Linked DNA regions of Homo sapiens: region 2 is linked to region 1. The links are chromatin loops, found by intact Hi-C in ENCODE. Cell type or tissue: PC-9. All regions are shown on one strand. Each heading gives the region's core, and the rest is flanking DNA. Links, peaks and the distances in the headings are about the cores only. Region 1 holds the start of LOC124905119 (a long non-coding RNA gene). Region 2 has its middle 22 kb from the start of CBX7.

Region 1 (15,591 bases), core at 7,905-10,404:
TCCTCACACCTGAGGAAGGGGGCGGCAGGCACAAAGGTCACCCCCGTTTCACAGGAGAAGAAACTGGGCTCCACAGCCAGGCTCCTCTGGGCTCGTCTACCTGGGGAGGTAGAGGAGAGGAAGCCCCTTGGGGAAGCAGGAGGCCAATGCTCAGAGCTCCTGTGTGGCCATTCTTCCTGCCCAGAATGCCATTCCCTCTTGTCTGTGGTGGGAACCCCAACTTGCCCTTCCGGGCTTGGCTCCAATGTCACCTCCTCCTGGAAGCCTTCCCTGACCCCCACCTGCATCGGGGTTGCCTGATGTTTGCTCTTTTGCACTCTCTGCTTCTCCCTCCCCACTTTGTGCTCCACGTCCATCTTCCCAGCCAAGCGGGGACCTCCTTGGGTCCCGGGTTGTGTCTGTCTTGCCTTTTTTGTACCCTCTGCACCCAGCACAGTGCTGAGCACATCGTAGGAGTTCAATGAACGTTTGTTGAAAGACCCATTGCCTGAAGGCACGCACGCATAAACTAAGAATGAATGAGGTGACTTGCCCAGGGTCACCCAGATGGTCAGGGCTGCATGGCCCTGGTGGAACAGCAGCACCCAATCCCCTCTGGCCTCCTGCCTGGTTTCCTGCTTCTGTTCTATTTTTTTTTTTTTTTGAGATGGTGTCTCCCTCTGTTGCCCAGGCTGGAGTGCAGTGGCACAATCTTGGCTCACTGCAACCTCAGTCTCCCGGGTTCGAGTGATTCTCCTGCCTCAGCCTCTGGAGTAGCTGCGATTACAGGCTCCTGCCACCACACTTGGCTAATTTTTTGTTGTTGTTGTATTTTTAGTAGAGATGGCATTTCACCATGTTGGCCAGGCTGGTCTCGAACTACTGACCTCAAATGATCCACCTGCCTCAGCCTTCCAAAGTGCTGGGATTACAGGCGTGAGCCACCGTGCCCAGCCCCACTTCTGTTCTTGATGCTCACATCTATCCTTTACCCGGCGGCCAGAGTCAAACAAACCCCTGTCAGATTGCACCCTGCCTCTGCTGCACACCCTCCATAGCTCTGCTGGATGCAGAGTGAGAGCTCAGGCCACCACAGTGCCCAGGACCCGCTCCTCCCAGGCCTCATGGCCACACAGGTCTCCTCTCTGTTCCTGCAATGCAGCAGGCTGGCCACCGCCTCGGGCGCCTTTGCACTGGCTCTCCCCGATTCTTGGAATGCTCGTCCCTGGAAATTTGCAGAGGCCACTTTCTCAGCTGCAACCTTGCTGCCCCAGGGCTCCTGACCCCGCACCCCACTCTGCCTCCTCTGTTCCAGGCACTGTCGCCTGCCACCGGCAGCAGGATGCACTTCTGTGTCATGGTCACTGCGTGTCTCCCCGAGTCCCACTAGGGCAGGGCCCTTTATTTGGGTCTCTGTTCTCCAGGCTTCCAGAGAAGGGAGGGCGGGGGAGATGTGGTCTGGAGCGCGTGAGAGACCGGGGAGAACTCCAAGGTGCAGCAACTTCCTCAAAGCAAATTTAGGAAAAGCTGAAGTGAAAAAGGCTCGGGCAGCTGCGTGCTTCCTGCAGCCGGTCCGGAGCCCAGGGCATGTGTCTGGGTCTGTGTGTGACTTGTGTGTCTGCATGTCTGTCTGTGTGAGTGTATATTGTGGGGTGGGGGGCAGTGGATTCTGGAACCAGGGACCTCTCAGAGCCTCAGGGGGCAGAGCTAGGTGGTCTCTGGCCCAGGGGCTCCAGACAGGGGTTCTGGTTCCGCAGAGCTGTGGGGCTGGGTGCTTCTGTCCTTTTCCCCTGGGGCAGAGTGACCTAAGAGGACAGGATGCGTGTAAACTCTGGAGCGGACTTTCAGGGTTCCATTCCCAGCTGCACCACTTCCTGCGTGACCTTGAGGAAGTGATTTAACCACACTGTGCCTCAGTCTCATCATCTGAGAAATGGACATGCTGAGGCTCCTGCCGCCATGCTTGGCTAATTTTAATTAACAGGCCACCTCCTGTTGTTGCCAGGATTTGATGAATGAAGGCGTGTGAGCGGCTGAGACCCACATTTGGCCGTCAGCTCACATTCACCACGGGCGTCAGTCTAAGATCCAGTGTGAGCGAGACCCAGGCCAGCCTCAGGGAGGGGGCGCCAGGCAGAGGGAGAGGCCGCCAGTGCTGTGCAGTGGTGTGAGGGCTGGGGAGGCAAGCTGGGGAGGCAAGCTGGGGAGGGGTCCCACCCCAGGCAGGGAGCCCGGAGGAAGGCGGTCTCAGGGGAGGCTGAACAGGCCAGGAAAGAGGAAGAAGAGAAAGTGGCCACAGGGACAGGGCAGCAAGGGTCAAGCCTGCAGGGGGAGAGATGGATGGGTGAGGGCTGCGAGAAACTCGGGGATACCCATGCCCAGTGGGACCAAGGGATGGGGCTGGAGTGCAGCCACATGTTCCACCTCCCCCAAGTGCCAGGCTGCATTGGACTTTGTCCTGGAGCCGTGCAGAGCCATGGGAGGTTTTTGAGCAGGGGCTCGGAGGCCTCAGCTCATGGTTTCCATCTGGTTCCAGGCTGATGGGGAGGCACCATCACAGCCCAGGTCAGGAAGGTGAGACACTCATACCAAACACTTAGAAAACAGGGCCAGAGGCCGGGCGCGGTGGCTCACGCCTGTAAACCCAGCACTTTGGGAGGCCGAGGCGGATGGATCACCTGAGGTCAGGAGTTCGAGACCAGCCTGGCCAACATGGTGAAACCCTGTGTCTACTAAAAATACAAAGAATTAGCCCGGCGTGGTGGCGGGTGCCTGTAATCCCAGCTACTCAGGAGGCTGAGGCAGAAGAATCGCTTGAACCCAGGAGGCGGAGGTTGCAGTGAGCCAAGATTACGCCATTGCACTCCAGCCTGGGCAATAAGAGCGAAACTCCATCTCAAAAAAAAAAAAAAAGCCAGAGCACCCGACTCGGTGGCTGAAAAAGTCTTAAGGGGCAAAGGGGCCTGTGAAGGTTTCCTGGCGGAGGCCCTGGAAGTGAGCCTCAGTGGAGCCAATAAGAGACCTCCTCAGCCTGCTGAGTGACTTCAGGCAAACCACTGCCCTCTCTGGTCTCAGCTCCCACCTGCCCTGGCAGGGACTCACCTGGCCCCACCCCTGTGTCTCTCTTGGGCTCTGACATTCCACGATCACAGATGGGCAAGAATGGAATCCGCCAGAGGCAGATTCAGATTCTTGATTTAGACGGAGAATCTGCCTCGGTCTCCCCCCTGCACTGTGTTGGGGGTCAGGCAGGGAGGACAATCGCGTTTGATTGTCAAAGACCTTGCAAGCCTCAGGGGCCAGCTGCCAAGGAGTGTTTTCCATTCCTGGGAGGGTGGGCCCTTCCTGCCAGGAGAAAATTCCAAACTCCCGCCAGGAAGGAGAGAGCTCCTGCCACCCCCGGTGACCACACACCCGCCGCCCAAACCCTGTGGCATCAACTGCGTTTTTTCTCTTCGTTTCCCCTCTCTTGGCCAAGGTGGAGGGAGCCTCCCTGGGCCTGGAGGAGAGGCCCTCAGCGCCTCCAGTTTGCTCAGAGGTGCCCTCTCTCTTCCCCTGTCCCTTCCTGCCTTCTCTGTTCCAGGCGCAGGCTCACAAGGTACAGGCCTTGTGAATGGCCCCCAACCAAAGCGCCTTGCTCTGCTCCTGGGTGTCTGTTAGTCTGGGTGGTGTGAAGAACATGGGGCTTCTATCCTCTGGGACAATGGGATTGTTACTTGAGAATTAAGAGCCCTCGCTCCTGAAATTAGAAGTCCTAGTTTCCATGGTCTGATCTTCGTTTGTAAGATACGCATTCCTGAAATTATTTAGTTCTACGAATTCTTGGGACTAGAATGGAAAATATCCCAGTAGTCGATGGTCCCGGAATTTTCTGGTTGTAAGAATGTGTTGTTCTAGGATTCTCTAGTTCAAAGGCACTGTGGTTCTGGAAGTCTGGATCCAGCTGTCCAGAGTTCAGATACCACACTGTGGGCCGAGGGCGCCGTAAGAGCTGGTGGGGCCCAGGGAGGAGCTGGGAAAGGGGTGGTGGCCGGGTGGCAGTGTGGCACAGGGCAGGCCAGGTGTGCCGGTGTGGGTGTTGGCGGCAGCTCCAGCGCTGACAGCTGGGGAGGGACTGCTGCCTGAGCCCATCGCACCTGGCCCTGACCCAGGAAGGGGAGGGGGCAGGGACAGGAAGAGGACTCAGAAGAGGCCTGGCTGAGAGCCTCCCGGGAGCTCTGCCCTCCCCTGCCCTCCCCTGCCCTCCCCTGAGACTCCTCTCCTGTTGCCCCACTGAACTCCCAGTGGCAGAACGTGCTGGGGCTGCCTTGGGCAAGTGGGGCGTCCAGGCCCTGCAGCCAGGGGCAGGGCCTCCTCCTGGTCTGACTGAGAGCTGGGGTAGCCCAGGACTCCCCACAGCCAGTCTGGGGCTCTTTCCATGGGTCTCCTGTTAATCGGCCCTCAGACGCCCCCGCTTCATCCCTGAATGTTTGGTCTCTGGTCACAGCCAACCCTCTCCCCATGCACTACTGGCCGCTTCAGGTCTTTGGCCTGGGAGGAGTCAGGAGCTCAGAGTTTGCTGTCAGGAGGCCTCAGTCTTCCCATCTGGGTGCTGGGAGTGGTGGGCCATCAGGCCGGCCCTCCCGCCCTGTCTCCACGCTGACTTCTTCCCTTGTCCTGCGGTAGGCTTCCCGTGCCCTCCTGGCTCCTGCGAGGAGGGGCTCCCTGCCCTTCCCCAGCCCTGCCTGGCGGGCTCCCAGCGGGCCCGTGGGAGCTGGAATTTGGAGCAGTCCCTGGCGTGTGTGCGCTGCCTCCCGCCTGCCTGCCGGGGCACCTCCTCTGACTCGGGGCCAGGAATTCCTCCCGCCTGTTCCCCACCAGCCCCAAGGGAAGGGGTTGCTGTGGGAAGGACCAAGCACATGCTGGAAGTCTGGACTGAGGGAGAGTTGGGGAGGGAGCCCCGGCCTGGGGCTGGCAGAACAGGCTGGGGTGGGCTGGGGGAGAACGGGGGATGGGTTCTGACCATGCCCCCAACACTTCTTTTCCTTGCATGGGCACAGATGATAGATAACAAGTTTAGAGTCCTGTGCCCTCCTATGGACTCATTCGCTCAAGTATTTACTGAGCATCTACTATATGCCAGGCACTGCCCTAGGTGCTGGAGAGACATCATGAGTGGGACAGAGAGAAGTCCTGCCCACACCACACAGGGCTTCCAGTCTAGCGTGAGGACAGACACAATCTGGAAGATTAGCGCAGAGAGGTTTGTGCAAAGACACAAATCCAGTGGGTGCTGGGTCAGCGAGTGGCTGGGCTGCTTCTACAGGGAGATGGGGGGTTGGGGAGATCTGGAGGGTCTCTTGGAGGAGCTGTCTTAGCGGAGGCTTGCGTAATGAGAGGCCAAGGAGAAGGGGAGAGGCTGGAACTGGCCTGGAGGAAGACAGATCAGCCAGGACCCCCTGTAGCTGCGGGATGGGAGAGGGCAGGACTTTGAAGCCAGGCGCAGCATCTTTGTTTTATTGTTTTGTGTCATTTATTCTTTTTTTTTTTTGAGGCGGAGTCTCGCTCTGTCGCCCAGGCTGGAGGGCAGTGGCGTGATCTCGGCTCACTGCAAGCTCTGCCTCCCAGGTTCACGCCATTCTCCTGCCTCAGCCTCCTGAGTAGCTGGGACTACAGGCACACGCCACCACGCCCGGCTAATTTTTTGTATTTTTAGTAGAGATGGGGTTTCACCATGTTAGCCAGGATGGTCTCGAACGCCTGACCTCAGGTGATCTGCCTGTCTTGGGCTCCCAAAGTGCTAGGATTACAGGCGTGAGCCACCACGCCCTTCCAGTTAATGTTTAACAACTGGCTCTCTGGGCAGGGTGGGGGCTGGCTTAGATCCCTAACTTGCCACATTTGCCAATTTCTGTGGTGTAAACATACCCACCACGGGTAAGTTCAAGTTAGAAACCTGAAGTCCCTGCATTGGGGTTGGGGAGAGGGGCACGTCTCCCAGCACAGATCCACAGATGTAAATAACCTCAAAAACATAGATACGTAGGAGAATGTGGTCAAGTAATTGGGGGGTGATGAGTTTTGAATGTTTATTGAAATTGTAAGTTTTTTTTTGTTGTTGTTCTTTTGTTTTTTTTGAGACAGAGTCTTGCCCTGTCACCCAGGCTGGAATGCAGTGGTGCGATATCAGCTCACTGCAACCTCTGCCTTCCAGGTTCAAGTGATTCTCCTGCCTCAGCCTCCTGAGTTGCTGTGATTACAAGTGTGCGCCACCACGCCTGGCTAGTTTTTTCTTTTTTCTTTTTTTTTTTTGTATTTTTAGTAGAGACTGGGTTCCACCATGTTGGCCAGGCTGGTCTTGAACTCCTGACCTCAAGTGATCCACCTGCCTCGGCCTCCCAAAGTGCTGGGATTACAGGCGTGAGCCACCATGCCTGGCCCTGAACTGTAAGTTTAAATACTTTGACGTCTAATTATGGCTGTGTTTTGAAGCCAGTTTGCAAAATTCCTGAAAATGCAGCAGTTGCTGAGGCGCCAGCTCCTGGGCCTGGTGAGGAGATAGGACTGTGGGAGGAGCGTGTTGGGGAGGAAGATGAGTTCTGAGTTGTGCTCCCTCCCCCTCCACCAGCCTGACTCCCTGAGGGCATGGACCATCCTCACAGCCTCAGGGGCCCCTTCTGAACACAGCCCCTGCCTTCTTCCACTTTCCCATCTCTTCCACCACCCCAGCCCAGCAGTGCGGGAGCAGAGTGGCCCTTGGCTGGGCGAGACAGAACTTGGAGGGTAGACAGAACACTGTTGGGAGGGAGGAGGCCTGGGCCCCTCTCCTGCATCCGCCCCTCACTTGCCGTGTAATCCTGGGATAGTCATGACCTGCCTCAGGCCTCAGTTCCTCTACCTGTAAAATGAGGCACTTGGACAGGAGGTGATGGGCTGCCTTCCCCACCCTGATGGCCTCTCGCTCTGGTTTCCAAGGCGTGTGAGGCCCAGCCATCTTCTAGAGGCCATTGGCCGCTGATGGGGGTTGGCCCCGAACTACCCACTTGGCCCCCGCCTCAGCTTGCCTGGTCCTCCAGCTGTATGCCCTGCGCATTCTGGCTTGCTAATGATGTCACTGCTGGGGAGACAGTGACTTCAGGTGGGGGTTACCCTGCCCCAGGCTCCTGTGACTCAGCGCCAGGCCTGCTTCCTCCGGGGAGCCTTCATGGGTTGCTCTTCTATTCTGAACACCTCCCAGCTCACCCAGACCCTCACGATAGGCTATGTCCTGATTTGGGTGTGAGCCCAGCCTCCCCATGCCAACCTGGCACACCCAGAAGGCAGTGCAGGGGTGTCCAGTGCGGAGCGAGGAGTCCTGGCCCAAACCTACCAGCCGAGTGACTTTGGGCCAGTCATTCTCCCTTGCTAAGCCTCAACTCTGCTTCTGAAATAGGGGTCTGTTTCCAAACCAGTCCTTCAAGCACCTCACAGCGGATAGGGGGGCAGAAGGCCTGACCTGTAGCATGTGGCTCTCAATTTTGCAGCAGCAAGAAACGATTCCATCAGTGGCACGGCCAGCTCAATAGTACTCAAATTCCACGGCTTGAAATGCTGTCGATGAGCTGACGTTGCCTGACTTTCACCTCCAACCCCAGTCCTGGGCCCAGCTGGTCCGCCACACCTCCCAGAACTCTGGATCCCCGCAGCTGTCACCAGCCCCACTGTCTACCTGCTGCTTAAGGTAAAAGCCCACTGGTCACCCTGGCTACAGGCAGCAGCAGGGGCGGAGCTCATGCCGAGTGCAGAAAGCCCACGCCTGCAAAAAATCACACGCTGGTCTCACTGACAGGAAGGTCCAGACCGGGTGGGCTCCTGGTGACGGGAGAGTGGTTACCCTTGGGGGCAGGGGTGGGTACTGACCAGAAGGAGAGCCAGGGCAGCTTCTCGGGGCTGGAAATATTCTCTGTCTTGATCTTGGAGCCGGTTTTACTGGTATGTTGAGTTGAAATAATCTTATCATCAGTCTTGATTCTTCCCTCATCTACTTCATACAGCAAAACAGATAAAAATCCCAGCTCTCATACACCTTCCATTCTAGTGGGGGTGATGGGAGGGCAGACATTAAACATGAAAAGCAAGTAAATAAGTGGGAAACCAGATCATGGGAAGAGCCAGAATAAGGGTGCAGGGTCAGGGGGAGATGCGTACTGCATGCGGGGGTGGGCGTGGAGTTGCTATTTTTATAGGGTGGTCTTGTTTGAACAGGGCCCTGAAGGAAGCGAGGGAGAAGCCCTGAGGCTCCCTGGGGAAGGGTGTCAGCAGTGGGAGGGAACAGCGCCTGCAAAACCTCTTAGCCGGGAAGTTCAGTAGAGTGACTCTCTACTGATGGGCATGGAAGTGGGTTAGAACCAGCCCCATGAGCGCTAAGGAGAGATGGAAACCAGGGGTAGGGAGTGGGAAGGAAGGGGGGCTTGATATTTTAGACTCAGCGGCTCCCTGTTTTTTTTTTTTTTTTTTTTTTTTTGAGATGGAGTCTCGCTCTGTCGCCAGGCTGGAGTGCAGTGGCGCGATCTCGGCTCACTGCAACCTCCTCCTCCACGGTTCAAGCAATTCTTCTGCCTCAGCCTCCCGAGTAGCTGGGACTATAGGCGCACGCCACCATGCTGGGCTAATTTTTATATTTGTAGTAGAGATGAGGTTTCACCATATTGGCCAGGCTGGTCTTGAACTCCTGACCTCGTGATCCACCCGCCTCAGCCTCCCAAAGTGTTGGGATTAAATGCGTGAGCCACCGAGCCCGCCGACCCCCTGGTTTTATCACCTGGGGAGTGCATATTATCTGACCCATCTGCCTGAAGTCAGGCTGTCCTGACTCCTCACCCTGTATCTCACCTGTATCCTAGCCCGGTGCCTCGTCTAGGGCTTGGATCCACATGCTGGGTGAATGAGCAAACAAAGGCCTACCCGGCTTCAGCAAACCAGCCCGCCTTTGTGGAGCAGGGCCCTTCCCCTCAAGGCTTTGTTTGGACACCACTTTCTCCCCTGGACACTCCCACAGTCCCTCCCACCCCAGCAGGCTCTGCCCTGTACTGTTCCCTGCAGGAGGTGGAAAGCGCGTGGGCCGGGCTGGATCTCGGCTCACTGGCTTCCTCGCTGGGTGGCCTTGGCAAACTCCTCCCCGCCCTGAGTCAGCTTCCTGGTCCTGTGTGATATTGGGGAAATTCACACCCAGCAGGGCTGCTGGGCCCCGTGAGGGAGGCAGGGTTGTAGGGGCCGGCACAGGGCCTGGCCCACAGCAGGTGCTCAGGAGGCAGGGTCTAAGCTGTTGAGCCAGGGTGCCCCGCAGCCCAGGGGTGTAGGGTTGGGAGGAGGAAGGGTTCTTAGGGAAGAGTAATTCACTGGGGGTCCAGGGATTTGGATTTGGATTTGGCCTGTGTGACTTGGGGCAAGTCACTTCCCTCCTCTAATCCTTCCTTGGTTCCAAGAAAAATGGCAGGTGCCCTTCAGGGCTGGGGACCAGGAGAGGGGTGCTTGGGCTTGTGGAGCCCCACCCGGGAAAGGGAGGCGTGGGGATGTGGCAGAGGCCGGGGGCGGCGGCAGCTCAAAGTGTCTGGGCAGACAATGGGCACTGTGTGCGGGGAGCGGGCGGGGCGGTGCGGGTGGCAGAGTGGCTCCCCGGCAGGAATGTGCCCGGGAATGTGCCCGTCTGGGAATGCACACGGCTCCCCTGTGGTGGGCTCCCTCGGCTGGCAGCCTGCCCACCCCGCCACACGGCAGCTCAGAGCCTGGAATGGCCCAGGGAGGCGCTGGCTGACCGAGCCTTCCTGGGTCCCCACCCCCTGCAAGCCTGAGCAACCTCTGTGGGGCCTTGGAAGAGTGATGGGGGCAGGCGTCGGTTCCCTGTGCCACCAACCGTCGGGGCCTCGTCTGTGTAAGGGGTCTCTGATCGCCCTGTAGGGTTTTCCTTGGATTAAAACATCTCTTGCTGCCCAATTCACCTCCTTCACTCTCCCTCTTTCTCTCCTCGTGGAATGGGGTCTTGGGCTGTCTTGCGCACCACTGTGTCCCCAGGGCCCAGGACGAAGCTTGGCCGTGGCTGTGCTCAGTAAGAGGTGGCTGTGAAGCCATTTTCATCAGGCCCCTCCCCGCGGGCTGTGCCCTGAACTGGGCTCTCTGGGCAGTGGGGTTGGCCAGGGGGAGGCGCTGCAGACAGGGGGGCCATGGGGAGAAGTGGGGTGACCCCTGCTCCCTCCTCATCCCAGCCGGCCCCTACAGCTGTAGCTCCTGTCTCTCAGCCCTCTTTCTGCCTCCAGCTCTCACTGGCTGTCAGAGCCCTCGGCTCCGGGTTGGAAATAGCTCCTGCCATTAGCACAGCTTGGATCTAGTCCCCTCAGCCAGGTCTCTAAGATCTTTTCCTTGCATACCCCTTGTCTGTTTCCTGCTGGGACACTGATTTTGTCCTCCCAGCCACCAGGCCAGGCAGCTGTCACCAGCTCCTTTGACAGATGAGAAAACTGAGGCCCAGAGAGGGGGCGTGAAGGGGTCCAGAGAGGGGGCGTGAAGGGGTCCAAGCCTCAAGGCTGGGGAAGGTCAGATTTGAGCCTGTGTCCCTGTTCCTCCAGTGTCTGGGGCCTTGGGTCCTGGGCAACACCATTTGTCGCCTTTCTGATGAGCACAGTGATGAAGCTTTGGCTGCTCAGGTGGGTGCCCCGCAGATCATACAAATGATCACAGTGTTCCCTGACTCCCTCTCCAGCCAAGCCCTGGGCCCTGCGCCAACACTGTGTTCGAGGTGTCTCCTTCACTCTTCTCCGTGGTGGGGCCACGAGGAAGGCGCTGGGCGGGCCTGGGGCCTGCTCCTCTGAGGCCTGCAGTTGGGGCCGACGGCATTGAGCCAAGGGCTGGGAGCCTCTGAGGTCATGCTCCATCCACACCGGCGGCTGCCTCTGTCCTGCAGCCAGGGGAGCAGACAGCTGGGGAACTCCCAGGCCGGTGAGACCAGAGGCCAGGACAGCCTCAGGAGGTGGCCCCGGCCGCTGGATGACTTCACGGGTCTTTCCCGCCCTGAGTCACAGGGGCTCACTGACCCCTTGGGCACCTTTGGAGGGAGGGGCGATGGCCGGCTCAGCTGGGTGGGCTGGTGGGAGGTGGGGCTGGGCTCTGTTACCTAACAGTGGAGGAGCAGCTGGGGAAAGGAGCAGGGTCATGGCTCCCTGCCCGTGGTGTTGCCTCTGAGGTGCTGTGTGAGGGCAGGCATCTTCGCCCCTCTCTGGGCCTCGGGACCATATCACCCCTTCTGGGGGTATTGGTTCATCTTGAATCCCTCCCCCTTCCAGCTCAGGCCTGCTGGAATGGGCTGCCCCAGAGCGAAGGGAGGAATAGTCTCTGTCTCCTCCCCACCCGCACTCCACACAGGTGTGAATCAGCCCAGGTGAGGAAGCTGACTCACCTTCCCCACCTGGCCCTGGAGAAAGGGACCCTTTCCCTTGCCTGGGGGTTAGAATGAACTTGACTATTATTCTCAGAGGAGAGTGGCTCTGACACGAGGGGGCACAACGCGAAGACTTGGGGTGTCGAGTCTCTGGGAGGAAGTCCTGAGCACCTACTGTGCGCTGAGCTCGTGGACAGTGTGGACGTCCTCTCTTCCCATCTGCAACCACCTGCTGTGAGTGCCCTCCTCTGAAACGAGGTTCAGAGTGGGCAGTGACTCGCCTAAGGCCACACAGCCCAGCCAGTGCCTGTGGAGGGAAGCCCAACTGCGGCTGGTTCTTGCTCCTGGAACTTTCTGGCCCCATCTTATACGCCTCAAGCCCCTCACTGTGAGCTCAGAACCCCCCTCCTTGGGGACCAGGAGAGGCTGGGGATGGTGGGCAGACAGGAAGGAAGGGGTGGGGGTGCAGAGCCAGCCTCCATACCCCCTAACTCATATCACAGAGTCCAGGGGTCGACAGGGACAGGGAAAGCTCCCCTTCCGTGCCCCTATCATGAGTTAAGCCATTCTCCCACCGTCCTGCTGTTAATCTTTAAACGGCCCAATGATTAATTAATTACCCAAGACCCACAGGGACTCGGTTGAGTGCCCCTGGTATCTGCGACCAGGGCACCCTCTCTGCAGTACCCCGGTCTCCCAGCCCCTGATGAGAGCAAGGAGAAACACAGACGAGGCCCGCCAAACTCACAGACACAGGCAAGGATGCGACTGTCACCGGTCCAGCAAACCCTGCTCTGTCCTGGGCCCTGGGCCACAGCACAGCCTGCAGGAGACAGGCAAGGCACGGTCAGGAAAGAAGACAGAACCCCAGAGGCCAGGCGGGGCTAGGAGGGCTCCTCCCAGCCCCAGTGGACCCTGCCGCGGCACACTGGGGGGTCTGGTGTCTCTGTGTCCTTGGGGCACTGGCGGGGGGATCTGAGCCCAGTGTCTGCTGACTGGTTCTGACCCCCTCTGCCCCTCTGCCAGTCTGAGTCTCAGTTTCCCTCATCTGTGCACAGGGCTGGTCATTTCCCGCTCTCCTCTCAGGGTGAGCTGGGGAGAATGAAGAGCCACTCTGGCAGAGGCACTGGGGCTGCCCTAACAGGTGTGGAGGAGGCTGGGGAGGTTCTTGCTGAGCAGCAGTGGGACAGGCCACATGGTTCCTAATTCAGGAGGTGACCCTGGCCAAGCCCTTTCTTCTCTGTCAGCCTCGGTTTCCCTATTGATAAAAAAAGGGGTTGGAGACCCAGTGTGGTGGCTCATGCCTGTAATCCCAGCACTTTGAGAGGCCGAGGTAGGTGGATCACTTGAGGTCAGGAGTTTGAGACCAGCCTGGCCAACATGGTGAAACCCCGTCTCTACTAAAAGTACAAAAATTAGCCGGGCGTCGTGGCGGGCGCCTGTAATCCCAGCTACTCAGGAGGCTGAGGCAGGAGGATCACTTGATTCCAGGAGGCAGAGGTTGCAGTGAGACGAGATTGTGCCACTGCATTCCAGCCTGGACAACAGAGCAAGCCTCTGTCTCAAAAACAAAACAAAACCCCAAAATGAGGGGTTGGGATCTGTGACTGCCCAGGACCCTTGAGGAGCCTGTCATGGGCAAGTGGGCCGCTGGTACCAGGCAGAGCTCCCAGTCCACTGTCCCCCACTCCCTAGCCCTGCCATGCTCCAAGGTGCCCAGCTCCTACCCGGAGCAAGTGCTGGGCTGGGAACGTCGGCCATCACCTCGCCATTGACTCAGGGAGGCTCACCATCTGGAGGCCTGAGGATGCCACAGCAACTTCCAGCCTGGTCAGCAGGGCAGGTATCAGAGGCGTCCACCCTGCCATGCTGACGATTTCCACCTCATTGCCGAGGGGCCCCCTGGGCCTCCCAGAAAACTGGAGTCATTGACCCTGGGAGGCAGAGGATCTTTGAAGACAACTTGTCTTCTGGGATTTTAGAACTTTTTGAAAGTTAAAATGAGGTCAGACACAGTGACTCATGCCTGTAATCCCAGCACTTTGGGAGGCTGAGGTGGGAGGATCGCTTGAGGCCAGGAGTTCCAGACTAGAATGGGCAACATAGTGAGACCCTGTCTCTAAAATAATTTTAAAAATTAGCCAAGCGTGGTGGTGCATACCTGAAATCCTAGCTACTTGGGAGGCTGAAGAGGGAGGATCGCTTGAGCCCAGGAGTTTGAGACCAGCCTGGGCAACAGAGTGAGACTCCATCACTACAAAAAATAAATTAAAGAAAATTAGCCGAGTGTGGTGGCGAATGTCTATAGTTTCAGCTACTCAGCAGGGCTGCGGTGGGAGGATCATTTGAACCCAGGAGGCCAAGGCTGCAGTGAGCCATGACTGTGCCACTGCACTCCAGCCTGGGTAACAGACACCCTGTCTCAAAAAAAAAAAAAAAAAAAATTAACCCATTTATGCCTTAAGTTGCAATTTTTAAAACTTTTGCAATCAGACCTTGGCAATGACCTTGAGAAGGAGGACAGAAATAATTCCCAATAATGGAACACTAGGCATAAATGAAATGATACACAAATAATACACAGGTCCAGAAACACACCCTCCTTGCAGCAGGACCAAATGATGGAGAAGACACATTGGCCTTCCACATTGTTGTGGGTTGAAAAGGATCTCCCCAAAATTCATGTCTATTCTGCACCTCAGAACGTGACCTTATTTGGAATAAGGATTTTTGCAGATGTAATTAGAGTATGGATCTCAGAATGAGGTCACCCTGGGTTGGGGTGGATCCTAAATCCAGTTAGAGTGTTCTTACAAGAGAAAGGGATGGGAGATTTGCAAACAGAGACTCAGGAGAGGAAAGGGCCCTGTGAAGTCAGAGGCAGGGATTGAACAGTGCGGTCACAGGCCAAGGAACCCGGGAGTCCCCAGAAGCTGAAAGATTGCCCCCTGGAGCTGTGGAGGCAGCATGGCCCTGTAGACACCTTGATTTTGGACTTCTAGCCTCCAGAGCTATGAGAATAAATGCCTGTTATTTCCACCACCAAGTGTATGGTAATTTATTACAGGAAACCAGTAGACACCTGCCCCACGGCCCTGCTCCGTCTGCAGCTCCTCCCTCCAGGGTTCCTCTCTGCTCTCCACACATGACTGTGGCATGCTGAATGCAGAAGTTTTGTTTTGAAATGTGGTGTTTTGAATGCAGAAGTTTTGTCTGTTGAATGCAGAAGTTTCATAGGCACATACCAGACGCGGTGTTCCGTAAACGTTCCATAAATTGCTCTGGCCATTGGTGCAGATGGGGGCAGCTCCCAGTTTTCCTTGGTTACACAAGAAGCCACTGTGAACACTTTTGCCTTGTCTCTTCTGCACATGCTTGATGACTTCTGGAGGCTGGAAGATTCCTTAGAAGGAGAATTGCTGGGTCAAAGGGTAAGCCCGTTTGCAATTTGACTGATGCTGTCAAATAGAGTCAAAACAGAAACTCAGAATCTTAAGAAGGAGAGAAGGTTTGGTGCAGTGGCTCATGCCTGTAATCCTTGCACTTCGGGAGGCCAAGGTGCAAGGATCGCTTGAGCCCAGGAGTTTAAGGCCAGTCTGGGCAACACAGGGAGACCTCGTCTCTATAAAAAATACAAAAGTTAGCCAGGTGTGGTGGCGCATGCCTGTAGTCCCAGCTACTTGGGAGGCCGAGGTGGGAAGATCACTTGAGCTCAGGAGTTCACAGCTGCAGTGAGCCATGGTTGCACCACTGCTATTCAGCCTTGGTGACACAGTGAGACCCTATCTCAAAATAAATAAATAAATAAGAAAAAGAGAAGCAGGGAAACAGACTTTTGGATTTTACAGCATGGGACACTTCCAACCCCAGAATTATAAAACTTCAGGAGAGGGGACCTCAGGAGAACATCTATTCTGGGGTCTCACTTCAGGACCCAGGAGTGACATCTTCCAAGCCCTGTCTGGGTTTCTGTTTCCCTGGAATGGGCTTGGAGAAAGCAGAGGAGATAGGACCCAGGAGCCTGGAACTCTGGGGCTCCAAGGGAGCTCTGGCAGGGGGTGAGTGAAATGCCTTCCCCACCTGGGCACCCAGCTCTTCTACCCAGAGGCTGCCCCTTTCCAGCCGAGGTGCCAGGCCAGCTGGGCCTCTGTAGCTGCACACAGTGGCCCCTCTGTGCTTGGCACACACACACAAAAATGTGAACAGAGCCTGTAATCCCAGCA
Region 2 (15,591 bases), core at 6,325-8,824, 120 kb after region 1:
CTCATACCCCCAGTTCATCCAAGGATGCAGGCTGCATTCTGTATTGCTAAGTCCAGAATGAGCTCAGCCTATGCATGGAATGTAACATCTCTCACTGAAGGACCCTCAGTAGCTCCCGGTTACCTACAGAGTCCAGTTCACACAACTTTGCCTGACACCTTAGGCCCAATCTCCTCTACCTTTCCTCCTCCATTGTCTCTCTCCTCCCTTGCAGCAAGGAGGGGAAACCTGCAGCGACTGTGCAGCCTCTTGTCCCTGCAGAAATGCCTTAGATATCATTTGGCTAAAAAGGAGTGTCACTTTAAATTCACAACCACAAATCTCAGTTTAGTCCTTGGCATTTATTCCAATTAGCTATTTCTGCATAATAAATTAAAGGCTTAAGACAACAATATTTTTTATTATCTTTCCTGAATTCTGTGGGTCATGAACTTGGGAGAGGCTCAGCTGGGTTGTTCAGGGTCTCACAGGTGACAGACAGGTGGTGGCTGGAGCAACTCTCTCTTCAGGTGCTCTGAGAGCCTTTCCATGTGCAGGGGCTGGTTGGGCTTCCTCACAGCATGGAGGCTCAAGGCGCCAGCCTGAGCACTCCATATGGCAGAAGCTTTGATAACCTAGCCTCAAAAGTGATGCATTGTCACTTCCGCTGCAGTCCATTGGTAGCACAGTGAGTCGCAAGCCTGCTTAGGTTCTAGGGGAGGCGAAATTAGACTCTACCTCTTGGTGGAGGAGCGAAAGGTTCTAGAATAACTTGTGGGGCGGGAGATGTTGTTGCAGCCATCTTGGAAAATGCAATCTGCCAGAGTGTTGCTGGGCAATGCCGCTGCATTTCCTGGGTCTACACGCACCGCTCCAAGAGGGCTCTTCCACACCTTCTCCTTACCCCTCAGACCTCCAGGGCCTTGCTGCCTTTTCACTGAGAAAGCAGAAGGGGTCCTGGGGAACCTCCCTGTGCTCACTGTGCACCCCTGCACCCACTGACGCTGCCTCCTGCTGCCACTGTGATGGAGGGCCTGTGTGTCAAGGCGGGTGGACCTATCCCTCCCGCCATGCACACCCCTCTCCTCCTCCCGCAGTGTCCGCTCTTCAGGATCATTCCCCAGGGGAGAATGCTCATTCTTCTTTCTTCTTAAAAAGAACAGCAACCACTGGCTGGGCACAGTGGCTCCAGCCTGTAATCCCAGCACTTTGGGAAGTGGGTGGATCTCCTGAAGTTTCAGGAGTTAGAGACCAGCCTGGCCAACACGGCAAAACCTCGTCTCTACAAAAATACAAAAAATTAGCCAGGCATCATGGCTGGCCCTTGTAATCCCAGTTACTCAGGAGGCTGAGGCAGGAGAATTGCTTGAATCTGGCAAGTGAAGGTTGCAGTGAGCCGAGATTACGCCACTGCACTCCAGCCTGGGCGACAGAGTGAGACTCCGTTTCAAAACAAACAAACAACAACAAAAACCAGCAACCACTAAAAACTGAACCGAAGCAAAAAGAAAACCCTCTCCCTTCACCTCTCCCCTCAAGCTGTCTGCTCCCAGCTCAGCCCTAACATGTGCAGGGCTCGGGCCCAGAGCACAGATGGAGGCCTGCACGCTCTGAGGCTAAATATCAAGATGTTATAAATACGTGAACAAACTGTTAAATCAAGTATGCTTTCTTCCTACTCGCTAAGTAGATCTTCTCAATGAGGGCTGGATTTAGAATTCTCCGGCTCCTGGGACCTGGCTTTTTGGGGAGAGCCAGCCTTGGCCTTGGCCTCGCTCCACAGCACCCCCCTTCTTTTCTGGCCCCCAGCTCTCATCCACACCTTGAATGGCCTGGAGCGCTGGTGCGTGAGCACCCAGACCAAGCTCTGCCCATCACCCTTACCCCCGCAGCAAACAGCCACCTCTTGGTCACCCTTGAGAGGGGCAGCCATCAGGGACAAGGGTGGGGCCCTCGAATCTCTGAGGGGAGAGTTCTTTCTCCTTGCCATTTTTTTTTTTCTTCGAGATGGATTTTCACTCTTGTCTCCCAGGCTGGAGTGCAATGGCGCGATCTCAGCTCACGGCAACCTCCGTCTCCTGGGTTCAAGCGATTCTCCTGCCTCAGCCTCCCCAGTAGCTGGGATTATAGGCATGTGCCACCATGCTCGGATAACTTTTTTGTATTTTTAGTAGAGATGGGGTTTTACCATGTTGGCCAGGCTGGTCTTGAACTTCAGACCTCAGGCGATCCACCTGCCTCGGCCACCCAAAGTGCTGGAATTATAGGCGTGAGCCACCGCGCCCGGCCCTCCTTGCCTTTTAATGTCCTCTCTCCTGTTCTTTTCGCAAGTCTCCTCCCCGTCAGGCTGTCACCTATGGCTCTGTGGGAGCCTCATTTGTGGCTGTTCCATCTGCTGCCTGCAGGCACCTCGGCTGAGGCCCCACCCTCCTGGGCCTCCCTCCTCCCCGATGCTGTTTCTCAGGCTCCCCTGCCGGCCCCCCTCATCTCTAAACGTTGGCGGGGGGTGCCAGGGCTCAATCCTTGGAGCTACTCTTTGTCTACACCCTTCCCCAGGGTGGTCTCATCCGGCTCTAGGGGCTGATCCCCACCCACGAGCCAGTGACGCCCGATGAGTGTCCCCAGCTGGCCCCTGCCTGCTCAGCTTTGCCGGGTGGAAGTCTCGGATTTATCACCGGGCATCACCACCTCGACCTGTCCAGCCTCAGTGCCTGTCTTCCCTGCTCCATCCCACCCCAAACCTGCCATCCCCAGCTGGCCCCATCAGTTTCAGTAGCTCTGTCCTTCCAAGTGCTAGGGCCCAAACCTTGGAATAGGCCTTGACCTTCTCTTTCCTTTACCACCACCCTTCATCAGATAGGCCGTACTGCTGTTGGCTCCGCCTTCTGTTCCTCGCCCTCACCAGGGCTGCTGGCCCAGCCTAGCCCCACCAGCTCCCCTCCTACAGGCTGCTTAAGCCTAAGTCAGATCATGTGTTTCTCTGCTCAGACCCTCCCCGGCTCCTGCTCCGGTCCTCACTCAGAGCCGCAGCTCAGGTGCTTACAAAGGCCTGCAAGGACCTATGGGATTTCACCCTGACTCTGTCTGCTTGGGCCCCCTCTGCTGACAGCCCTCCTCCTGCAGAGCCCAGCCTCAGTGGGCTCACTCCCTCACTTCCTTCAGTCTGTGAGGCCCTCCCTGGTCACCCCACATCAAGCTACCCCCACCTCTGGACCCTGCCCCATCCTTCCGCACAGCACCAACTTCTATTCCCTTTACTCATTGGTTGCTTTCCTGCCCATTTCCCTGCATTTGAATGGAAGCTGCACAGTGCCTAGCGTGTGGATGGTATTCAAGAAGTAGTTGTTGAATTGAATAAATGAATGAGTGAATGAATGGCTGACCATTCCCTGTGTTCTTTCCTGAGGAATGCCCACTTGGCTAAGAATCTCTCTCCACCCGGCACTCCAGACTTGTAGCGAGTTGAAGCTAGCCTATCTTCCCCACGCTATACTTAAACTGAGCTCGTGCAACCAGCGGACCCTCCAACCACCACCGGCCATATTTCCCACCAGGACCACATCCCCTGTCCCCAGCCTCTGTGTGAGCCGTCACCTCCTCCCTGAAGGCCTCCTGATTCATCCATGTCTCCCTCTCTCCGGTGCCCTCCTGAGGGGGCCTCATGACTGGTGACTCTCCCACCCTCCTGATGGACGGTTAACTCGCCAAGGGCTCCGTCTCCTTCATTTCTGTAACCCCGGCACTCAGCAGAGCCTCTGCACACAGCAGGCGCCCACTCAGTGTTTGCTAACTGGAGTTGAACATTTGCCTTAGTTTTATGTTTAGTCTTTTCTGTTGGCCTTATTTTATTTATTTATTTATTTATTTTTGAGACAGGGTCTCACTATGTTGCCCAGGCTGGTCTCAAACTGTCAGGCTCAAGTGATCCTCTTGCCTCAGCCTCCTGAGGAACTGGGATTACAGGTGTGAGCCACCATGCCCAGTGAGTTTATTTTATTTTAGTCATGTTCATTTGTTTTCTAGTTCATCTTTAGTTTGATTTTTACAACATTTATTCTCCTTTTTCTGATTACAAAACGAACGTGCTCATTGCCAAAAACATTGAAAATACACCGTAAATACACAGGAAATAGGAAATTACTCATGATTTGGCTGCGCAGAGATCACTGTGATTAGCATTTGGTGGGTCACTTTGACTTCTTCTCATTGTGCACTTTCCCTTTTAGTAAATCTTACACTGGGACCATTTCTTATGTCCTCACTCTTCTTCAAAGGCCTCGTATTTGATGGCTGCATAATATTCCATTTCGTCATTTTATCATTATTTAATCAAGCGTGCCACACACAGATGATCGTGACACCCCCTGTGCCCATCCTCCTCCACAGACACAACCCCTGGCCACCCCCGCATCTGTAAACACACCCGGCCGTGCCGCAGTGGCCCCTAAGCCTCACAATTGAGGTGATTTCCCAGAGGAGGCTGAACAATGCCCTGGACATGTGGACCCAGCAGGGTGGGGTTCCAGCCTTTTCCTCCTACTGTCCCTCAGACAGACAGAGAGACAGACAGATGGCCAGCCAGCCAGACAGGCAGACAGGACAGGCGGGTGGGACAGGCGGGTGGGACAGGCAGGCGGGACAGGCAGGCAGGAGGCACCAGGGGAAGGCGGAGGCAATAGCGTTGGGGGTGTCTGGCCTTTTGGGGGGGTCAAGTGGTAGGGAGATGGGGTCCTTGGGAGCAGGGCCCTGGCCTGGATGGGAGCTGAACTCTGCAGGGTGAGCCCTAGAGAAGAGCAGGTAACAGGGAGGGACTTCCTCTGCTTAATCCTCTCAAGGGCAGGCAGAAGGAGGTGACTGATGGTCTCAGAACCAAACAGTTGAATTTCAGAATCCTGGGACCACAGAGGACTGATGAGGCTGGCCCCAGGGACCACATCCTCTAACCCTGTGATGATCAAGTGGAGGTGCAGAGGCCCAGGGACTTCTCAGGCCTCCTGACTCCAGCAAAGAGCTGCTCCTGCCTCTCGCTGTGGCCTGGACCAGGTTGCTCTGGTCCCTGTGCCCAGAGCCACCGTGAGCTGTTGAAGTGGGAAATGGGGCCTGCAGTGCAGATGGAGCTGGAGTTCCCAGGACTGGGCAGGGGCTTGGGGTGGTCCTCGAGCCAGCAGGAGAGGGGAGGGAGAGGGTGGGAGGCTAGAGACTGGCAGCCCAGATGCATCCATCCCACTGCAGCCCCTCCTGCCTGTCCCCTCCCGGCCCTGGAAGACCCCTCCAGGCTCCCCAAGGGCAGAGGGCAGCATGGGGAGCGGGCTTGGTCTCCTGCAGAGTGGAGGTCTCTGAAGCCTCCAGCTCCCAGCTTCTCCCCAGACTGCTCTGGGCCTGAAACTAGGGGGCGTTTGCAGAAAAACATGGAAAAGAATTACCCTAGTTTCTGGTGGTTTTGCAGAACAGCAAGTCCCCGGATTCCCGGGTCAGCTTGACCGAGCTAGCTGTGGGATCTTGGACAAGGACCCCTTTCCTCCTAGGACCCCAAAGGCACTCCCAGGGTGAGGGCTCCAGAGCCTGACCGCCCCCAGGCCCTCCCCTCTGAATGTTCGAATCCTGCATACCATGGCTGCGTGGCGGTGGGAACCACTATATCCCACCAGGCCCGGCCCAGTGCGGAGAAGGGATGGGCTCCTGCCCTTAGCCAGAGGCACAGGCTCTGCAGAGAGGCAGTGATGATGCCATAGAGCGTGACAAGGGCAGCAATGCTGGGGTTGCCCAAGGAAGGGATCAAAGTCTCCCATCTTGCAGACAGAGATACTGAGTCCCAGAGAGGGGAAGTGGCTGTCTGGGCACTGGAGACTAGAACCCAGGAGTCTTCTACCTCTCCCCTCTTCCGGCTCTGACCCCGAGAGCTTCCCTGGGGAACGGTAGGTGGGCTAGGGAGCCCCATAAGGTAGAACTGAAAGCAGAAACTCCTCCCCTGTTAACTGACTCCTCCCAGAGCCCCCGAATCTCTGCTTCCAGGGTTGGGGTTCATTTGCTTCTGCGATAGTCTGGGATGGGTGGGACTGGCACAAGATGGGTCCTCTATCACCCCAAGTCCAAGGGGCGCCCCAAGCGGGGTGCTGCTGTGCCGTGTCGGGCCAGCATGGCAGTAGGCCAGGGCCCCCGGCAGCGCCGAGGCAGCTGGACAGGGCGGCCGCCAAGAATGCCAGGAATGCGGAGCCGCCGTGTCCTTCCCGCTCCTCTTCCTCCCCCCCGCCAGCCCAGAACAGGATATTCCCTGTCCAGGGAAACCCAAGTCCGGTCCCTTTATGGGAAAACCATGGGGCATCTGGTGGGCACTGTTCCTGCACTGGGACGGGTGTTCAGCATAGGGGAGCCCTCAGAGACGGGGGCATTGGGTGCTGCTGCGGAGGATGCAGGGGTCTGTGGGGGCTGGCTCTGTGTGGGTTCAGCACATATGAGGGCCTACTATGCGCTAAGGGCTTCATGTGAATTAACTCACTCAGTCTCACATCAACCCTGGGAGCTTCTGCTTTGCAGATCAGGAAACTGAGGCTCACAGAGGCTAAGGAGCTTGACCGAAGGCCCTAGCTAGCAAGCCGCAAAGCCAGTCAGACTCTGATACCCAGACTCTCAGCCATAGGCCAGGTGGCCCCAACTCAACTGTGGCCATGGGGGCATGGCCTGTGCCCTCACATGGCACCTGTGGGGGAAGGGCACGTTGTTCCCAGCTGGTCAGTTTCAAAGGTGGCAAAGGTTTGTCTTAGAGATGCAGAGTCCGGCCCTGCCCCCGGGGCTGTTCTTGCAGATCTCAGCACCATGGAATCCCAGAGTTTGATCAGGATACAGACCATTGGCACCAGGAGGGGCTCCTCTGGACCCTCCCTAATGAGCAGGGGAGGCCGTCACTCTGGAGGTTCAGGGATAAGAGGTGGGGCTCTGAGAAAGCTGAAGGGGGGACACAGGGTAGGGGAGAGAGCGGGGCTAGCTGCACCAACTCCAGCCCTGGGATCCTAGAGGTGCCGCGCCCCGCCCTGGGCTGCACGCCCATCACCTCCCTTCGAGGCCAGCCCACCTCGGCCCTTTGGTTTGGCTACAGGTCTGGGGCATTACCCTAGCAGGGTCAGGTGCAGGCAGAGACGTGGAGACCCTAGCCTTGGATCAGGCCTTGGGCGGGTGGAGAACGGAGAAAATGCAGAGGCACGGGCTGTGCTGCCACCCTCGCAACCCCCGAAACCAGCCCAAAGTGATTGGAGACCAAGGGACCATCTGCACGAGAAATTCTCCCCATTTAGAAATAGGGGAAACTGAGGCACAGGGAGGCCATGTGGCTTGCTCAGAGTCATAGAGCTGTCACGCTGTCACCTAGTGGAGATGTGATTGGAATCCTGGGCTTTCTGTCTCTGGCCCCCACCTGGGGGCCCCTCACGGTTCCTCTCTTCTCCCCTGCTTCCCTAGCCCCCCAAGTCTGGCTGGTTCTATTCCAGTGTGTTGTCCTGTAAGGGCTTCGGGTCCCCCGGGGGGCCAGGGTCAGGTAAACAGGATCCCAGCCGCATTCCCTGACCTTGTTTACCTCCCAAAAGAATGTGAGGGCATTCTTCCCCTTCCCGGGCTGTGAGTCAGCTCCCAGCAATGCGCCGGCTGGCTGCTGGCTGCCCTTCCCCCATGCAACCCCCTCCAGACCCCTGCCCCTTGCCTTCTCACCCGGTGACGTCACTGATGTCACCCCTCCCCATACCCCCATGGAGCCCACCAGGCCTCCAGTTGCCATGGCGACGGCTCACAACAGGAAGCACAGCCCCATCGAGGCCTGCGCTGGGGCAGAAACACAGGAAGCCGCGCTAAGCACTGAGCAGCATTGTCAGCCCCGTAAAAAACAAAACAGGACAAAAAGATTTAATGAGAACAATCAGCCCAAAGAAAAAGGAAAAAAAAAAAAGACCAAAAAAACAAACAAAGCCAAACAGCCTGAAGGCAGGGGGCTGGCAGGGCTCCAAGGACCCCACGTTTTCCCTCCCAACACAATGTAGGCTCAATAATACTTCCTTCTCAGAAGGAGGCTCCCGGGGGTGAGCAGCGGCTGCAGCAGCTCCAAAACTACCCTTGGCTACCCTTGGTAACCCCAACGCAGGTCCAGCTCTATGCCCTCTACTGAAGGCTTTGGGGGACTGGATAGGCTAGTCCTGCCCCCACCTCCCCAAGTATTACCCCTCCTAAGTCCTGCTAGGGGACGTATTCAGTTCAGTGGAAGAAAGAGCACAGGCTCCTGGGTCACCCAGATGGAAAATCTACTCCTGGCCCAGCCGCTGCCTGATGATTGTGAGATTCTGTGTGGGTGGCGATCTCTCTTGCACCTCACTTTCCTCATTGGTTTTGCACCTCACTTTCCTCATTGGTTTTGTAACCATCACTGTCATCAGCATCCGCCTTCACACCTCACAGAGGTGTTGCAAAGCTCAGGCGAGCTGGCACATCAACTAGCACCCAGTAGGTGCTCAATGCGTGCAGAAGGAACTCACAGAGGATGAATGAATGGGGCAGAAATTCCGTGGAGGCAGCTAGCTCAGCTCTGAACTAACTATCAGAGATGGACAAGATGCCCCAGGGGGTATGGGGCTCCCCATCGCTAGACGGGGCAGGCTTGTGAAGGCTTGGTGGGACCTTGTGGAAGGGACTGAGCCCTGGAACAGGGAGGGTGTAGGGGAGGAGCAAAGCTCCCTCCCTCCAGCAGAAGGCTCTGGCCCAGTGGTCCTGTCTGGATAATCCCATTTAGTCTGGTATCTGGTTGATGCCTGCACCGTGACTATGGGAAGAGACCCCACAGTGTCAGTGGGGCAGTTAGTGGTGGGGGGACCCCTGGCTCTTTCTCCATTGCCTGGAGAGAGTAGGGTCCCAGGGCAGAGGAGGCCACCATTCTAGTCCATTTAGGAATGTGACGGATAAGAATGATCCCCGTGGGACAGTGGCAGAGCTGGACTCTGATCACACGGGCAGGTCAGGCCATCCCCTGTCATGTGGATCGGTCCAGCACCTGCTGTTAGCCCAGTGGTTCCTGCCAATGATTGGTGATAGAGCTGGCCTTGCAGGGCCCGGTTGGGGAGTGGGGAACGGGATGCTTAGGCGAGGAGGCTGACTGAGGTTCAGAGCCTGGCTCCAGGTGGTCAGAGAGGCCACCTGGGGGAAATGGGCCAGAAAATGCGGACGGGACTTTGTTGGGTAAGGACAAAAATGGTAGCTGTTCCACTCAAGGGCATAGCAGGAGCACAGGCGTGGCAGTGAGAAAGCCCAGGGTGTTCTGGCCACGGGACCCAGATCTGCACACCTGTAGTCAAAGTTGGTGTCACAAGATAGAGAGATCCCATGGAAAAGAGGCTGGAACCAGATCACAGAGGGTCTTCAGTGTCACTGCCAGGAGTCGGGAGCTGACACCCTAGGCACCGGGGAACTGCTGGGGGCTTTTGACCAGGGTAGTGATATGTGCAGCCGGGTAATTTAGGGTGACGCCTCCGTGTGGATTAGGAGTGGAGGATGCACCAGGAAACAGCATAGGATGGGAGGTCAGAATCTGGGGTCTGCTGAATTGGCTTCTTTTCTTTTGAACTTAATAATAATGAGACATAATAGGTGTTCAATCAGGCCGGGCACAGTGGCTCACGCTTGTAATCGCAGCACTTTGGGAGGCCGAAGCAGGCAGATCACCTGAGGTCAGGAGTTTGAGACCAGCCTGACCAAGGTGGTGAAACCCCATCTCTAGTTAAAAAAAAAAAAAAAAAAGTACAAAATTAGCCAGGCGTGGTAGCACACGCCTGTAATCCCAGCTACTTGGGAGGCTGAGGCAAGAGAATTGCTTGGACTCAGGAGGCGGAGTTTGCAGTGAGCTGAGGTCACACCGCTGCACTCCAGCCTGGGCAACAAGAGTGAAACTCCATCTGAAAAAAAAAAAAAAAAAGGTGTTCAATCAATATTTATAGAATGAATGAATGGCAACCACCTTATACTGTGATATTTATTTTGCATACGTTGTCTTGTCAATTCTCACTACAAGCCTAAAAAATAGGCCTCATTCTTCCTGGTTTTACAAATGAGAAAATGGAGGTTCAGAGAGGTTGAGGGACCTGCTCCAGGCTGCACAGCATGCTGTGGTGGAGCAAGATTCCAGCACAGCTGAACCCACCCACCATCTCCCACTGCAGAGTCCACCCCAGCGCTGGGCTCTGTGCTGAACCCACCCACCATCTCCCACTGCAGAGTCCACCCCAGCGCTGGGCTCTGTGCTGAACCCATCCACCATCTCCCACTGCAGAGTCCACCCCAGTGCGGGGCTCTGTGCCAGGCCTGGGGGACACACAGATAACTGAACTCCAACCATGTGCCTGAGTAGCCCCCAGATTAGAGGCCTCAGTTTTCCCAGCTGTGGACTGAGGGCTGGTGGAGGAGTGCTCAGGGAGGGGGCTGCCCAGGGCCCAGCTGGGGGAAGACAACACTGAGACATGGGAGGAAGGGAAGGGTGCCCTGAGAAGAGGCAGGATAACTGTGGGGCGCTTGCAGGAAAGGAGCAGAGGCCAGGGCTTGCTAAGGGGATGAGGGGAGAAGCAGACGTGCTGAGAGGCAGGAGCAGGTGGTCAGAGGCTGGGAGGAAATGGATCTCGGCCGCAGCCCTGGGTCCCAAACACAGGCAGACGGGGGATGGTGCGAGGGGGCTGCACCTGGGGCCTCAGGTGGGACCCGGAAAAGACATGCCTGCCCACACCTCCTCCTGCCCCTCTATCCTCCATCCGGCGCCGCTCGCGCACCTGCCCCTCCGGCCCCCATCCGGCCCGGGGGTGGGAGGAATGAGGACCTCTTCCAATCCCTGGTGGAAATCCTCTCGGGGGCTGTTGAAAGGGGCTGTAGGAAGGGTTGTAGTCTGTGGGTGGCTTGGGTCTGGAGCAAGGGAGGAGAGGGGAGCTGGGCAGAACAGGGAGGCTCCTGGGAAAAGCCCACGGGAGGGGGGCCGGGGCTCCTTGGACAGGAAGGGACAAGGGGTTTCCACGATGGCGGAGGAAGGCGTGCTGGCCTCGGAGCCACCAGGCAGAAGCCCTCATTTTGGTTCTGCTCCACACAAGGGGTGGATCCTCAGCAAGCGATTCCCCTCTCTGGGCCTCAGTTTCCTCATCTGTAACAGGAGGGGATCTGACCGCAGGGAGGGGCAGCAGGCAAGCCCAGTGCTTAAGAGTGTGGGTCTGTTTGGGACTGGACTGTCTGGGCTCGATCCTGGCTCCGGTGGCCGCGCAGACAGGCCCCATGGTGAGCGTCTTCAGAAAACAGGATGTGACCCAGCCTGCAGGTGTGCAAATGTCTAGCTCCATCACCCGATAGCTGCTTTGCAAGACGCTCAGCCTTCTCTTCCATTTTCCCGTGACACACCCATCATCCACAGCCCTCCTCCCTGTACTGTGGAGGGTGCTGATGGTGGACGCTCAGGCAAGGAAAGCAGATGGGGCATGTCCCCTCGAGGACCTGCTGTGGGTCCTGCAGGCTCTGCCTCTGGCTTCCCTGGGGCCCCATCCACCCAACACCGAGCGCTGGGCAGCCGGACGCCGGGAATCTGGCGCCACCTGGTGGGCAGAGAGAATCCTGCTGTCCTCCAGGGCTCTGGACGGGAACTGGGCACCAGGCGTCCTGTAGCCATCCCTCTCTGTTTTTTATTCAACCGGGGCTGACCTTTTTAAGAGTTTAAATTTAATTTTTTGGTCAGGCGTGGTGGCTCACGCCTGTAATCCCAGCACTTTGGGAGGCCGAGGCAGGTGGATCACCTGATGTCAGGAGTTTGAGACCAGCCTGACCAACATGATGAAACCCCGTCTCTACTAAAAATACAAAAATTAGCCAGGCATGTTGATGCGCACGTGTAATCCCAGCTCTACTAGGGAGGCTGAGGCAGGAGAATCGATTGAATCTGGGGGGCAGAGGTTGCAGTGAGCTGAGATCACACCACTACACTCCAGCCTGGGCAACAAGGTGAAACTCCGTCTAAAAATAAATAAAATAAAATGTTAAATTTATTTTTTTTAGGGATGGAGTCTTGCTATGTTGCCCTGGCTGGTCTTGAACTAGGCTCAAGCAATCCTCCCGCCTATAGCTGGGTCCACAAGGGCACCTCTGTAACAGCTTTCCCCACTCCCGCTGCGTAACCCCATCTTCTGCCATCTCCCTGTGGCTTGCTGAAGGCTAGCCCCTCACTGGGCCTTTATCTACTCAAACACAGGACCCCTATTGTGTGCATGGCCCCAGGCAGAGCACCAGGCTGGTGATTGAATCAGGCAGTTCCCTGTCCCTCCCAGAGGAGCTCTCAGGCTGCTGGGGGAAACTCACAGACCACAGCAGGACCAGGGCTGTGGCTAAGGGGAGCCCAGAAGTTTTGGTGGGGGCAGGCAGAGGGGTAGCCAGGGCAGGCTGTGGAGGAGAAGCTGATCAGGCTTCGTTTTGAAAGCTGGAAGCAATAGTAATAGTGGAAGCATTTAGTAAGCAGAGAGCAGGTGTGGAGGTGTGCCATTGCAGAACAGCCCTGAGCTGAGAGCCACCGAGGGGTCGTTCTAGGGAGTGACATGGTCAGTCCACTGCCAGTGCGAGATGGTGGAGGTGGCTGAAGTGAGAGGTGCTGGTGGCTACGTCTTGGAGGGTGGTTGGTGGTTGCTATAGAGACTGGGAGAAGGGGATGGTGAGAGGTGGAGGGAGGTGAGCCAGAGGAGGCCCTGGAACACTCCTTGGGTACCTGGCTTGGCTGGCTCAGTTCACCTGGACAGGTACTGGAAAAAGGGGAGGAGGAGGGGGAGGAAGAAGTGACTTGGGAGAAGAAGAGGGCAGGGCGCTCAGGTCTGGGTATGTTCAGTTTGAGAGGTCGTGGGACCTCCAAGAGGAGCCATCCTGGGGGCAGTTGCAGCGGGATGTGTGATGTAATTAGGGAATAACTCGCAGTACCTGGTGACCTGTGAATTAGGGGGAAAAGTCTAGAATGTTCCCTTGAGATAGCCTAAGACGGTGCTTCTCACAAATAAATGTGCAGGTGAGTCCCCTGGGGGTCCTGCTACACTGCAGGTTCTGACTCAGTGGGTGTGGGGTGGATCCTGGGAATCTGCATTTCTGACAAGCTCTCGAGTGAGGTTGATGCTGCAGGTCTCAGACCACACTTTGAGGACAGAAGGTCTAAGACACTTAGAGGATGGTGGCAGTTGTCCTTGACATCAGGAACCCACATAGAGGTGGAGGTGGGTCTGAGAGTTTGGGTTTTTACAAGCTCTACAGATAATTTTGATGCCTGAGCAGGTAACGCGAGCCAGACATGGGTACAGACATACTGGGGGTGGGAAGGGGTGGCTGCATAATTTGTGGGGTCCCATGCAGAATGAAAACATGGAGCCCTTTGTTCAACAATTGTTATGAATTTCAAGACAGCAGAGCATTAAGCCACATGCCTGGCCCTTTGAGGAGGGAAGTCCTGTGTGACTGACTGACCACCTGCCCATGAAGGTGGTCCTCCTGGGGCGGGGGTTTGAGGCAGGAAGGTGAGGGGCTTCTCCTCTGATGACGTCTGTTTCCCCTCTGAAAGGAGAAGCCTCAGCTCAGTGGAGGGCACTATGCTTTCCCAGACTGGGGCATCCAAACTGACCTTCTACCTGCCCCATACCCCAGTTAATTCACCACATCTTTTCTCTCTCTCTAATCTGATTACCTCTCTCCATTCTCCTGCAGGGCCATAGTCTAGGCCATGCTCTTGTCTTTGCTGGGCCATGCAGAGGCTTCCTGAGTAGCCCACCCACCTCAGTCCTGTTTCCCTCCAGCGAAGGTCCACAGGCAGTTGCAGAGGCCCCCCGACTGCCTTCCCTTAGAGATTATATTCAGGGCCTCTTTTTTTGGTATTTACACATCAAAATTATACCTGTGTAATGTATATATATGTATTTTCTTATTATATGGATACACACGTCATTATACATGCATATAATTTATATTTATAATGTGTACATATACACACATATCATATAGTTCTGCAAGATTCTTTTTTTTTTTTTGAGACAGGATCACGCTCTGTCACCCAGGCTGTAGTGCAGTGGTGTGATCTCAGCTCACTGCAACCTCCACCTCCTGGGTTCAAGTGATTCGCCTGCCTCAGCCTCCTGAGTAGCTGGGATTACAGGTGCATGCCACCCCACCCGGCTAATTTTTAGTAGAGATGGGGTTTCACCATGTTGGTCAAGCTGGTCTCAAACTCCTGACCTCATGATCTGCCGCCCTCAGCTTCCCAAAGTGCTGAGATTACAGGCATGAGCCACCGCGCCTGGCCCTCTGCAAGGTTCATTGAGAAAAATAATATTCCCCACCCTGTTTTACCTCTTTCCAGAGGCAACCATTTCAGTTCCTTTAGCTGGTTCTTTTGTGTAAACCACGAAAACTGCATGCTATGGGCCACTTCTGGATCTTTTGGTGTTTAACATTACCTATTGATGGCTACTATAGAGTGGGAGGGTATGGCTCTCCTCTGCTCCTCCTTTCCCTCCATTCTCCCAGCATAATAATATTGTCCTTTTGGTTATAGCAATATCCAGTATTATATCATTAAGATTATGTCAGTTTGCTTCATAGCTGAGCCACATGGTATACTATGACTACTTTCACTTCTCAAAATTAACTGTATTTTTTCTGGGCTTTCTATTTGTCTTTTATTTTGCTTCATTTTATTTTATTTATTTTGAGACAGGGTCTCACTCTGTCACCAAGGCTGGAGCGCAGTAATGTGATCACAGCTCACTGCACCCTCAACCCCATGAGCTCAAGCCATCCTCCCACCTCAGCCTTCTGAGTAGCTGGGACTACAGGCACATACCACCACACCCAGCTAATTTTTGATATTTTGTAGAGACTAGGTCTCACTATGTTGCCCAGGCTGGTCTTGAACTCCTGTATACAGCAAGTCTTCCTCCTGCCTCAGCCTCCCAAAGTGCTGGGATTACAGGTGTGAGCCACTGTACCTGGCCTGCTTCATTTTTTAAAATGTGCTTATTACTAGTTTGATCGCAGACATCCTGCCAATTACCTAAGCCATCTCAATGCTTTTGGGCCCATCAGCTATTCCGTCAATTTCATCTTCCTGAAGGCAGCTCTCCCAGTGCCTCCTAAGTTGCTGTGGTTTGAACCGACTCTCCTCTGCACCCAGGCTATACCCGTTGTTCTGGAAATCTCCTTCAGTTCTCTCCTTTCCCCCTGGCTCTCATGACTTCTTTTTGTTGTTGTTGTTGCTTTGTTTTGTTTTTTTGAGACAGAGTCTCACTCTGTCACCCAGGCTGGAGTGCAGTGGCATGATCTTGGCTCACTGCAACCTTCATCTCCTGGATTGAATAAATTCTGTTGCCTCAGCCTCCCAAGTAGCTGAAATTACAGGTGCCTACCACCATGCCCGGCTAATTTTTGTATTTTTAGTAGAGACAGGGTTTTGCCATGTTGGCCAAGCTGGTCTCGAACTCCTGACCTCAGGTGATCCACCCACCTCAGCCTCCCAAAGTGCTGGGATTACAGGCATGAGCCACCACGCCCAGCCTCCCATGACTTCTTATTTGTTTTACTCCATCTTTTTGGTGGCAA

The links. A loop is a pair of places that touch in the nucleus more often than their neighbours do. Peaks named below come from ENCODE experiments on the same cell type or tissue, not always from the same donor. Only the 100,000 strongest peaks of a DNase experiment are listed, where the experiment ranks them.
Region 2: it touches region 1 in a loop (6-fold over the local background); 28 of 110 quality-filtered maps call a loop at or near these places.

What each region holds. Positions count from the first base shown.
Region 1 is chr22:39,286,243-39,301,833 of GRCh38, reverse strand. It overlaps LOC124905119 (a long non-coding RNA gene), which reads right to left and starts at 8,953. Exons shown (of 2, transcript XR_007068104.1): 1 at 8,830-8,953; 2 at 6,023-8,031. RefSeq lists enhancers at 3,916-4,210, 3,833-4,496, 4,497-5,162, 6,464-7,324 and a silencer at 3,916-4,210. In PC-9, for the core only: no CTCF peak of the experiment used is centred there; DNase peaks (open chromatin) are centred at 7,953, 8,983 and 9,663; H3K4me3 peaks cover 274 bases; H3K27ac peaks cover 2,382 bases.
Region 2 is chr22:39,166,947-39,182,537 of GRCh38, reverse strand. No RefSeq gene overlaps it. Among named protein-coding and RNA genes, the nearest start is that of CBX7, 22 kb to the right of the region's middle. RefSeq lists enhancers at 6,060-6,354, 8,353-9,022, 10,035-10,840. In PC-9, for the core only: a CTCF peak has its summit at 7,286; DNase peaks (open chromatin) are centred at 6,727 and 7,667; H3K4me3 peaks cover 582 bases; H3K27ac peaks cover 2,500 bases.